Regions from separate parts of the Mus musculus genome. Here all the other regions are linked to region 2. Evidence: chromatin loops called from intact Hi-C (ENCODE). Cell type or tissue: heart. All regions are shown on one strand. Each heading gives the region's core, and the rest is flanking DNA. Links, peaks and the distances in the headings are about the cores only.

Region 1 (4,107 bases), core at 778-3,277, 870 kb after region 2:
GTAAGTTCTTACTTGAATGGTTGTGGTGGAGAGATTGCCTACTCCTGTATAAACCTGGCAGCTATGGGGTCATGTGCCCCTCTTTCTCTGGTATGTCCAGCCTTCTCATGGTAGAGTCAGATACCTTAGGAACCCAAGCATCTCCATCCAGGAGCTGGAGCTCTGAGAAGGAAGCTTTCCTGTGGCCTGCAGCTAGGCAGGGGCGGGTGCAGGACGAGGACGGAAGATGATGGAGGGCGACATGATATGCCACAGGTCCCTTTCCCACGTGTAAGTATGTACACATATTTGTATATACATATTTGCTATTCTAATTGGCTTTCAAGAACAGGTAGACAAACTTGGCTTCAGGGAGTGCAGACTTTGCCCCCAGGTTTGGGAACAACAAGACGATACAAATTGACTTTAATAAACTTATAGTGGGAATACGTTGTTTTTACGTCTGTGCTTCCTGGGTAATGTATGTGAGCACATGAAATGCAGTCATCCTGCCTCTGTTTATAATCACAACACAGCCAAAAGCTCTTGTAAGATGAAGCCACCCAGGGCAGTGCACAGTTTGGAAGCCACAGTTTCACACGATGGGGACCGGCTCAGAGAGGGGCACAGGCCTGAGTTAGGGGCTCTCTTTGGGGTCTTGTTTCTCCTACTTCTTTGCTGTCTGAGTCCTGTTGAGCTCATCTTCTGAGCTTCCTTTTTGTTTTTAGTAATTTATTTAATTTTTACCTTATGTGCATTGGTGTGATGGCACCAGAACCTCTGGGACTGGAATACAGACAGCTGTGAGCTGCCATGTGGGTGCTGGGAATCGAACCCAAGTTCCTCTGGCCCCTGGGCTTCTTCTTTCCCTATCTCCCTTCCTCCCTCTCTCCCTCCCTCCTTCCCTCATTCCTTTTCCTTTGACACAGGGTTTCTCTAACCCTATCTTGAAACTTGCTTTGTAGACCAGGCTGGCCTCAAACTCAGAGATGTGCCTACTTTTGCCTCCCAAGTGTTAGGATTAAAGATGTGTACCACCATGCCTGACTAGTTTGTCTGCTTTTTTGTTTGCTTGCTTACTTGCTTCATTTTTTGAGATAGGGTTTCTCTGTGTAGCCCTAGCTGTCCTGGAACTCACTCTGTAGATCAGGCTGGCTTTGAACTCAGAGATCTGCCTGCTTCTGTCTCCTGAGTGCTGGGATTAAAGGTGTGCACAGGCCAGAACTGCCTCTGGCTGTTTGTCTGCCTTTTGGAAACAATGTTTCACTGTGCAGCTCAAACTGTCCTTGAATTCCAGATCTTCCTATCTCCACTTCCCTTTGGCTTCAAGGGCCTTGTTTGTCCTGATATATAATAGCTCTATGCTTCAGGCAGAGCAGTGTCTCCTCCAAGTTTATACAGTCACAGTCGGATATCTTTATATCCAGTCTCCAGTGTTTCAAGCTCACCTGCATCTCACGGCTCCTACTGAACACTTGTTAAAGCGGGCTCCTCTCCTTCTTCCTCAGAGATTCTGGCTCTGTCAGCTGTGTGCCTTCTAAGCTTTCACATCCTTCTCACATTTTCTAAAACCATGACCAGGCACTATTCATGACAAGGACTTGGTGTCTCACACATCGTGCCAATAACAATTACCTTGAGACTAAGTCCTATCATTCTAAGGAGGTGCACATGGAGGTCTTTGCAGTTAGGAAAGTGTACTTGGGCCTTCGAATGTCTGAGCAGCAAGAGAAGAGTTCAAGCAGCTAGTCACAGAACATTCACAGTCACTAGCCAAGAGAAATGAACCACGGATTCTTGCCGATGCTTAGATAGCCTAGCGCAAGCTCCTCTGCCCAGGCAATAGAGCCACTCAACGTTAGGCAGGTTTTCCCACCATAACCGTGGCAACCAAGCCAAAATACCAACGCAAATGAAAGCACACCAAAAAGACATGTGCTGATCATAAATAGGCCAATATCGCCACCTATTGGCAACGTTCAGAATTGCAGCTCAGCTACTTCAAACAAACAAAACACCTATGGCTCAATCAGGCCAAGCTGTACTGATGCATTTGACAGAAAAGTAAAAACAGATATGATATTAGCAAAAAGTAAAACCAGAAATGATAACTTCAGGGTGGTAAGTATATGGTGTCTCAGGTACAGCTTTTAATTCAGTTTTTCACAGGTTATTAAGATCAGATGCTATAAGCAAACAGACATGGCCCTAGGCCAACTCCAACTACACCCCACACCCAGCTCCCTGTGAGAGCATCTTGAGATTCCCATCATGGCTTATTGCAGACCGTCAAGTGAACAGTGAACACGACTGTCTCAGCCGCCCTCACTTTCACACCCTCTGGGATTCTAGACAATTATCCCAACCAGGTCATCTTGGTTAGCTTTTGGAAGGACAGTTGTCTGCAACCCAGAAATTAGGCTCATGGCTGCTTTGAGGTGTCTCTCAGAGATGGGGCTGAGTGGCTCTTTTAGACACAGGGCCCCAAGAAGTGGGGGCTTCTATCCTACCCCAACTTCACCCCTGCCCCCACCACAGGGTGTCCTAGAATAGATAGATGTCTAGGAGGTAGGTGTACTCTGGGCCTATCAAAGTGCTTTTCAGAGCAAAGGTTTTGACTTTTTTCTTGAGCACGTGGAGTATCTGAGACTGTATCCAGCGATATTATAACTCGTCAACGACTCTGTCTTGGGGTCTTTTCTTTTCTTGAGGCCAATTCATATGAAAGCACATTGATCTATGAAATTTAAAGGCAGGGCATAAATGGGCCAATAGCGCCTCCTCTTGGCCACATGCAGGCATTACATTCCTATCCCCTTTAAACCAAGGTACAAAATAGACACACCTGTGGGTTGGTGACACAGCTTGCCAAAGCTGTTCCTGACACACCTGAAATAGGAAAGTGGCAGAGGTGGGGAGAAATGCTTGTCCTCAGGGCGGTAAACAAGCCGTGTTTCAAGTGAAATTGTGGGATTTCACAAGCAGCTGGCGAGGGTGCCCGGGAAGGTGCTGATGCTGGGTGTGTGTGTGTTCATGAGCGCGCACGCACGTGCGGATGTCCTGTGGAGTTTAGAGTGGACCACAGAGCCTTGGATCCCTGATGCATTCCACAGAGATGAAGTAGGGTATCAGCCAGAGAGCAGCTTGGCTCCGAGCGCCCTGCTTTCTGTTCTTTCCTGTGTCTTTTTTCCACTTTTGCTGTGACCGTCCAACTACTCTGTCCATAGCTTACAGACATGAGTCTGTGCCCAGGTTTTCCTTCTCTTTCTTTCTCTCTTTTCTTTCTCTCTTTTCTTTCTTTCTTTCTTTCTTTCTTTCTTTCTTTCTTTCTTTCTTTCAATTGATTGGTGTTTTCAAAGATTTATCAGTTTTCAAAATGCTAATTTCTTTGTCTTTTAAAAAAGTTATTAGTTTGAGACAAGGTCTCCTATAAGGTAGTTCTTGCTGCTCTAGAACTCACTTTGTAGGTCAGGCTGGCCTTGAACTCATAGAGATCCACCTGCCTCCGCCTCCTGAGCGCCGGGATTAAAGGTGTGTGCTGCCACTCTCGGCTTGTCTTACCCCTTCCCAGTATGTTCCTCCTGTCCATTTCTCTGTCTTTCTAGTTGTCTTCTTCCCCTCTCTGCTCTCCGATGTTTGTAACTTCTCAAGTCCATCCAGTGCGTTTTGCTTCTCCCACACCCTACAGGATGTGATTAAGGATACAAAGTTCCCAGGCCTAAGTTCCCACACAGCCTTGTTTAGCCAGCTTGTTTTAAGACAGGGTTTTACCCCGTAGCAAAGCTGGCTTTGGACTTATGATCCTCCTGCCTCAGCTTCCCAGATCTGGCTTTACAGGTGCACCCCACGCTGCCCGGCTGTCTGGGTTTTGACACATCATGTTCCTGTGGCCACACACTCCATGCTGATTTGTGTCTGTTAAGTAAGATGTTCCCTGTTGGTTGTGGGCTCTGTGGTTCACTCTGAGCTCCACCGGACATCTTGTACTCCCAACCTGCACCCCAGCAACCGCACCCTCCCCGACACCATTGCCAGCATCCTCGTGAAATCCCACAATTTCACTTGAAAAGCTAACTTGAACCAGATGCTGACAGTGACCAATCACCAAGTGGTACACTGAGGCACATG
Region 2 (2,500 bases), core at 1-2,500:
CTGGTGGAGGTGGCCTGATGGACATCATTGTCTAAAAGCCCTGGAGCCTGGCACAAGAACTTCTCAGCCACCCATTTCCACCTCCACAGCGAAGCATGACCATGAGGCTTACATTCGGACACCACCACAGAAGTGACGGTCCATCGGTACAGACTAGCTGGTCAGGGATGGCCTGAGCTTTTGGACCTTCCTAGGAATGCGGTAACATTAAAGGTGGTGGCCATAGTGAAAATGGTAAAACCAAAGGAGAGGAGGAGCCTGGGGCCCTAAGGAATCAGGGTCTTACCAGCTCTTTCGGCAAAGCCTCTTTCTGAGCGTGTGTGTGTGTGTGTGTGTGTGTGTGTGTGTGTGTGCACATGTATGTGAGTGTGTGTGTGTGTGTGTGTGTGTGTGTGTGCACGCATGCGCATGTACATGTGTGCACATGGCTATAGGGGCTGTGTGTGTGCATACGCGTGCACATGTGTGCACACGGCTATGGAGGCTAGAGGTCCCACCTTGGGTGTCTTTCTCGTTTGTTCCCCTTGTTTTCTGAGAGAGTCTCTCCCCTTTTCTTGGCTCCCACAGGTTAGGCTCAGCTGGCTGCCAGCAATCCCTGGAGGTCTGCTTGTCTCTGTCCTAAGTGCTAGGATTACAGGCAGAGAATAACACCCCTGGATTTTTTTTTTAAATGTGATTCCAGGTCTTCATCCTTGCTCAGGCATCTCCCGGCCCTCAAGTTCTTTAATTCAGAGAAAAATTAGTGGTATCAGGTGAAGCTGTTGTCCAAAACAGACAAACTTCATCTTTTCCTTATAGCTGTTAAGTGACTAGATGTGAACTGATGTTTCCCTAGCCCAGAACAAATTAGGACAAGCATTTGTGAGTCACTTTGCTGACCCCAGCCTCTTCTTGGGCTTCACAGGGATAATGTGGGGCTTAAGGTCAAGTTTACCATTTGCAAATCACGTACGTTCTGTGCAGAATCATTCAGACCTGATACCCGTGGCATGGCTCCAAGCATGTCAGAAAGCTTGGGCAGGGCAGGGACAGGACATAGCTCAGTTGGCAGTGCAGCCTAACATGCTGGAAGCCCTGGGCTCAATCCCCAGCACCGCAAACAGAGTGCAGCACCAATAGATAAGGTCTGTCCCAGGGAACGCAGGCAAGGAACATGAGATTAACTTGACTCTGGTCACACCCTCCACTACAAGGCCAATTTCCAGGATAGTCTCCAGTGCTCAGAATGGCCAGGGAGCAAAGCCAAGAAGAGGTGAATAAAGAAGGTTTCCCACAATCTACACAGCTACAATAACAGACCCCTCTGGGAGATGGAAACACAGGGTGTGGGGGAATAGGGCAGCTGCTGTAGTGCTCTATATGTCCACTAGGTGGTGGTACAACACCACACTCCCAGCCTCACGGGTCCTCCTGCCAATCACAGGCCTAGGAAGGACATGAGCCCAGAAACTTCCAAGACTGCTACATGGCATGCATGCTCTTGTTCTTCTACGTGCACGAACACCGAAGAGCAAAAAAAAAAAAAACTGCCTGCTGTCAGGCTCCTCTCAGATCTCACTCTGCCCCGTGCCCTCCTTCCACAGCTTGTCATTAGGCCATTGCGCTCTTGGTTCTCCTGTTTCTCTTCCTCTTTGGCCTTCTGTCTTCTTGATCCTCTCTTCCTCCCTCCAGCCCCACACCCACTCCCATGCCCAAGTCCAATCTGCTGGCCATGTTCACTACTTTCTCCCCTGTTCTAGACTCTTCCAGATGCCTACAGCTCTACTCTCCCTCATATCCACAATAAAAACCTCCTCAGCCATCCCTTGGAGGGCCTGTGTCCTCAGTTTATAAGCTAACAGCTGTTAAAGTCGCGCTGAGCCGTGAGATTCAAACCAGAACAGATGCACACAAGGGGGAACAGCCCTGGCATTAGCTGCCTTTCAGGCTCATGTTCCTGGGAGGGGTTGCAGGAAGGGTCCTACCCATGGGGCCTGTCCTTGTCCTTAGAATGGACCCTGGACTGAGGTGGCTCACTTTAAGTGCACAAAGCCCTGAGCTCCTTCCCCAGAACTCCAAAGAGCCTTAGAAATAAAGCCTACCTCCCTCCCTCTGGGAGCTTAGTCTGTCTTGGGCTTTTATAGAAACACCTGGGTCCGTCCAGCTGGGACTGAGCCTGGAGGTGAGAGTTAGGGTGTGGGTCTGGGTGGCTCCCTTAGGATCTGCATTCCTCGGGCATCTCAGGTCCACTGGCCCACTGAAGAAGGTCTTACTTGCTAGAGACTCAAACCATCTCATAGACCCAGATCCCAGACTCCCCATGACTACCCATCCCCGTCCAATTCCTCTACCTATGCACAAGTACAGGTGGTGTGTTCTACCAAGTCCAGCCACTCGTGCAGGCAGTGGCCACCACACACTCCCTACCTCCCAGTTCCTGGTTCTCCTCAGCTGCAGTGGGAATCACACATGGCCTCTGCCAGCCACACAATGACCAGTCCTGAAATCTGGACCTTCATGC
Region 3 (4,107 bases), core at 778-3,277, 91 kb after region 2:
CCCACGCAGGGCATGCTGACATCACAGCAGACAGGGAAGGACGGACCGGTTAGCTGTAGCGATAACTTTAGGACTTCGGGAACCGGCCACCCTCGATGCCTTTCAGAAGGTGATGAAAAGACGGCAGGGCACGACCCGTCCACAGAAGAGCACACAGTTAACGATAAAAGCGTGAAGTCCAGAACCAAGGGCCGGCTCTCCAAGTATTCCGGGATGCTGTTAACAGGTGGGTCTTTTCCGTAATACTGAGTCCAGCTTGGCTTTCCATCCAAGCGGCTTCATCCTGTAATCCTAGCTCTTGGAGGCAGAGGCAGAAGGACTCAATGAGTTCAAGGCCAGCCTGGGCTACGAGAAATGGCTCGGTGGGTAAAGGAGCTTCCTTCCAGGCCTGAAGACCTGAGTTTGGTCCCTGAGACCCACGTGGTGAAAAGAGAGGAAAAATCCTCCTGCAAGTTGTCCTGACTCACTCTCTCTCTCTCTCTCTCTCTCTCTCTCTCTCTCTCACACACACACACACACTAATATGATGTTTTTTTTTTTATTTTAAGATATAATTCATTGTTATGTCTCCCTTTTCATTTCTGATTTTATTAATTTGATACTGTGTCCCTCTCATTAGTCTGGCTAAGGGTTTATCTATCTTACTGATTTTCTCCAAGAACCAGATCCTGGGTTTGTTGAGTCTTTGTATAGTTCTTTTTGTTTCTACTTGGTTGATTTCAGCCCTGAGTTTGATTATTTCCTGCCCTCTACTTCTCTTGGGTGAATTTGCTTCTTTGTCCTAGAGCTTTCAGGTGTGCTGTCAAGCTGCTAGTGTAAGCTCTCTTCAGTTTCTTTTTGAGGCGCTTAGAGCTATGAGTTTTCCTCTTACCACTGCTTTCATTGTGTCCCATAAGTTTTGGTATGATGTGTCTTCATATTCATTAAATTCTAAGAAGCCTTTAATTTCTGATGTATTTTTAAAAGATACTAAACTTCTTCCAAGTAACTATACAGATCTCTATTCTCAAGAGGTAAAGTTAAAAAAAAAAAATAGCCAGAATGGTGCTCGGGAGGAAGAGAAAGAGGATCAGAAGTCCAAGGCTATTCTCAGCTATATAACACGTTCAAAGCCAGCCTGGACTACATGCATCTGTCTCAAAAAGAGAGAGCACAAATCACCATTCTCTGTGGACCACACTAGTAAGAGTAGAAAGTAGACTTTGCAGACAGATGCCCACACTGAGTGAAGTACCTAAGGAGGCCAGTAGAGGGCACCAGATCTCCCGGAACTGAAATTACAGACTTTCCTGAGCCACTATGTCAGTGCTGGGAACTGAACCCAGGTGCCCTGCAAGAGCATACAGGGCTATCAACTGATGAACCATCTCCCCAGCCCGCAACCAGTAAAATTTAAACCACAAACTTTTTTTTTAAGTAAAATAAAAAAAAATCCAATATACTTTGAAATGATTTCTTGTTTTTTTTTTGTTTGTTTGTTTTGTTTTTTGTTTTTTTTTTTTTAGACCCTCTTGTGTTATGTTTTTTGAAAACTGTCTTATGAGAGGATGTTTTACTGAGGACACCCATAGCATTTTTCTGGAAGTTGCCTAAAAAAGGGCATACGATGTTTTTGCTGGAATGGACACTTGAGAGAACACATAATGTTTGAAAGGGTATAAATATAACCAAACAGACAGTGGATGGCATTGTATGGTATTGATTTACCTTTCTGCTCTTGACTGATCATCATTTGTCATGACTTCCTAAAGAGAAACACACCTAAAACTTCTGGTGGCATTCCAGCGGCTTCTTGCCGCTTCCACGGACTCAAGCTGATTGGGAGAACCTCACATTTTCTTCTAGATCGAACTGCCACTGCTGATTAATGAATGGTGTTTGTGAGTGGCGCGAACTATGGCTACTAATTCATATAAATTAAACTGCTAATATCCTGACAACACAGATTGGATTTGCCCCCCCCAAAATATTTCTGGGGCTGGAAAGATGGCTCAGTATTTAGAACTACTGGAAGTGTACTCTTCCAGTGATCCTGAGTTTAATTCCCAGCAACCACATGGTGGCTCACAACTATCTATCTATAATGAGCTCTGATGCCCTCTTCTGGCATGCAGGTGAACATGCAGATAGAGCACTCACAAATTAAATAAAAATTAAAATAAAACTATTTCTAAACAGGTCTACAGTCTCTTTTTTCCTATTAACCTTACTTTCCACAACCTCTGGTGGATGATGGGCTAGAAGGGAGGTCAAAATATTTAAGTATACTTAATAAATAATATAAATATTAAAAATATAAGCCTACAGGACTTACTAGTAAAGCATTAAATATAAAAATAATAATTTGAGCCGGGCGGTGGTGGCGCACGCCTTTAATCCCAGCACTTGGGAGGCAGAGGCAGGCGGATTTCTGAGTTCGAGGCCAGCCTGGTCTACAAAGTGAGTTCCAGGGCAGCCAGGACTATACATAGAAACCCTGTCTCGAAAACAAAACAAAGCAAAAAAAAAAAAAAAACCAAAAAAACAAAAAACAAAACAAAAAAAATTTTGAGGGGGGAGGGTATGGGGGACTTTTGGCATAGCATTTGAAATGTAAACGAAGAAAATACCTAATTAAAAAACAAACAAACAAAAAAACCCCAAAAACTGATTTGGCACGTTGAAATTTGACATGTTACTTCATACCTATATTATTAAATAAATAGATAAATAAATCAAAATAGCATGTGAAAAAAGGAAAAAAATAATAATTTGAAAGTATATTGCTTTTTAAAAATTTGGAAAAGTCTAGGAGATGTGGATGGAAAAAGAAGATAGTTCTGATTGTCTGGGGAAATACATGTTTTTAGCTGTTGGGAGTGTACAAGAAGTAATGTATTCTTGTTGCAACTAAACATACTTCAAAACACAACTGAAGGGAGAAAGGACCCATCTGGGCTCATGGTTTCAAGGTGCTGTCCACTGTGAGGGACATGGGAGAAGCTGCTCATGGCCAAGGAGGCAATGGTGGCAGGTTAGGAAGCAGATATGGGACAAGAAGTAAGGTCAGACTATAGGCCTCAAGGGCCATTCCACGTTGTTCAGCTTCCTCCAAGCTGGTGCCACTTCTCACAAGTTCTACAAGCTCCAAAAACAACGGTACTTCTGATGGCTACATGAGCCTGTGGGACACTTGACATCCAAACCATTAGAAAAAGCTAAAATAGATAGCTGCAAGAGATCCCATCAATAAAGCAGGACAAAGTCAGAGCAGACCCAGCAATGTGACAAGGCCAATCCTGCTCCCAGGGTTACAGAAAACAGAAGTCTAAACAGTATATTAGAAGACTCCTGAGGCTTGAGAGATGTTCGGAGGCTAAGAGAGCTTGTTGCTCTTCTAGAGGACTCCTTCCCAGAGCCACACCTGGCAGCTCATAATTGCCTGTAACTCCAGCTACAATGGATCTGAGGTCCTCTTCTGGCCTCCATAGGCACTGCACTCACATGTGGTATACACACACACACACACACACACACACACACACACATGAAAAGAAAGCGGCCTCAGTGTGCCTCATGTGTCTTCCCTCAGCACATGTTTCCCTTTCCCTTTTGTAGTAAAATGAAGAGACTCAGGAATCACCAATGTCTTGCAGAGATATTTGTCCTCACTGTCTCCTGGGCTGGACCTCTAGCAATGCAGGTGTGCCTCTGACCCGACAGTCTTCCTTCCCCGGCTCTGCCACACTGTGCCCTCTGACTGTCCGTCCCAGCCCAGCTGATAGGAGGCTATCCAGGCTAATTAGAGTTGATTCAGACCAAGGATGGTGACGGGATGCTAGCCAAGGTAGCCAGATGGAAAGATGTGGTGTTGATCTCTCTCTCATCTGTGGCAGCTCCACTCAGATGCCCATCCAGAGGGAATAAAATCATAAAAACGTTTAAGACAAACACCTGTGAAATGCCAGACTGAAGCCATGCTTTCCCAGATCACTTAAACACTGATAATAGAGCTGGAGAGTTGGTTCGGCAGTTGAGAGCACTCGCTGCTCCTGCAGAGGACCCGTGCTCCACTCCCAGCCTTCACACAGCAGCTCACAGCTGCTGTAGCTCAGCTTCAGGGGGTCC

Evidence for each region. Hi-C counts contacts between places; a loop is a spot of excess contacts. Peaks named below come from ENCODE experiments on the same cell type or tissue, not always from the same donor. Only the 100,000 strongest peaks of a DNase experiment are listed, where the experiment ranks them.
Region 1: it touches region 2 in a loop (2.5-fold over the local background); 4 of 42 quality-filtered maps call a loop at or near these places.
Region 3: it touches region 2 in a loop (4-fold over the local background); 29 of 42 quality-filtered maps call a loop at or near these places.

The regions. Positions count from the first base shown.
Region 1 is chr9:120,500,048-120,504,154 of GRCm38, reverse strand. It overlaps the pseudogene Gm7229. Among named protein-coding and RNA genes, the nearest start is that of Eif1b, 9.5 kb to the right of the region's middle. In heart, for the core only: CTCF peaks have their summits at 1,964 (motif pointing left) and 2,765 (motif pointing left); no DNase peak of the experiment used is centred there.
Region 2 is chr9:121,373,618-121,376,117 of GRCm38, reverse strand. The region is part of intron 1 of Trak1 (trafficking protein, kinesin binding 1); the gene reads right to left. Among named protein-coding and RNA genes, the nearest start is that of Trak1, 7.9 kb to the right of the region's middle. In heart, for the core only: a CTCF peak has its summit at 1,345 (motif pointing right); DNase peaks (open chromatin) are centred at 1,387 and 2,428; H3K27ac peaks cover 966 bases.
Region 3 is chr9:121,281,792-121,285,898 of GRCm38, reverse strand. It overlaps a transcript of Ulk4 not described here. Among named protein-coding and RNA genes, the nearest start is that of Gm34655, 6.1 kb to the right of the region's middle. In heart, for the core only: CTCF peaks have their summits at 1,241 (motif pointing right) and 2,093 (motif pointing left); no DNase peak of the experiment used is centred there.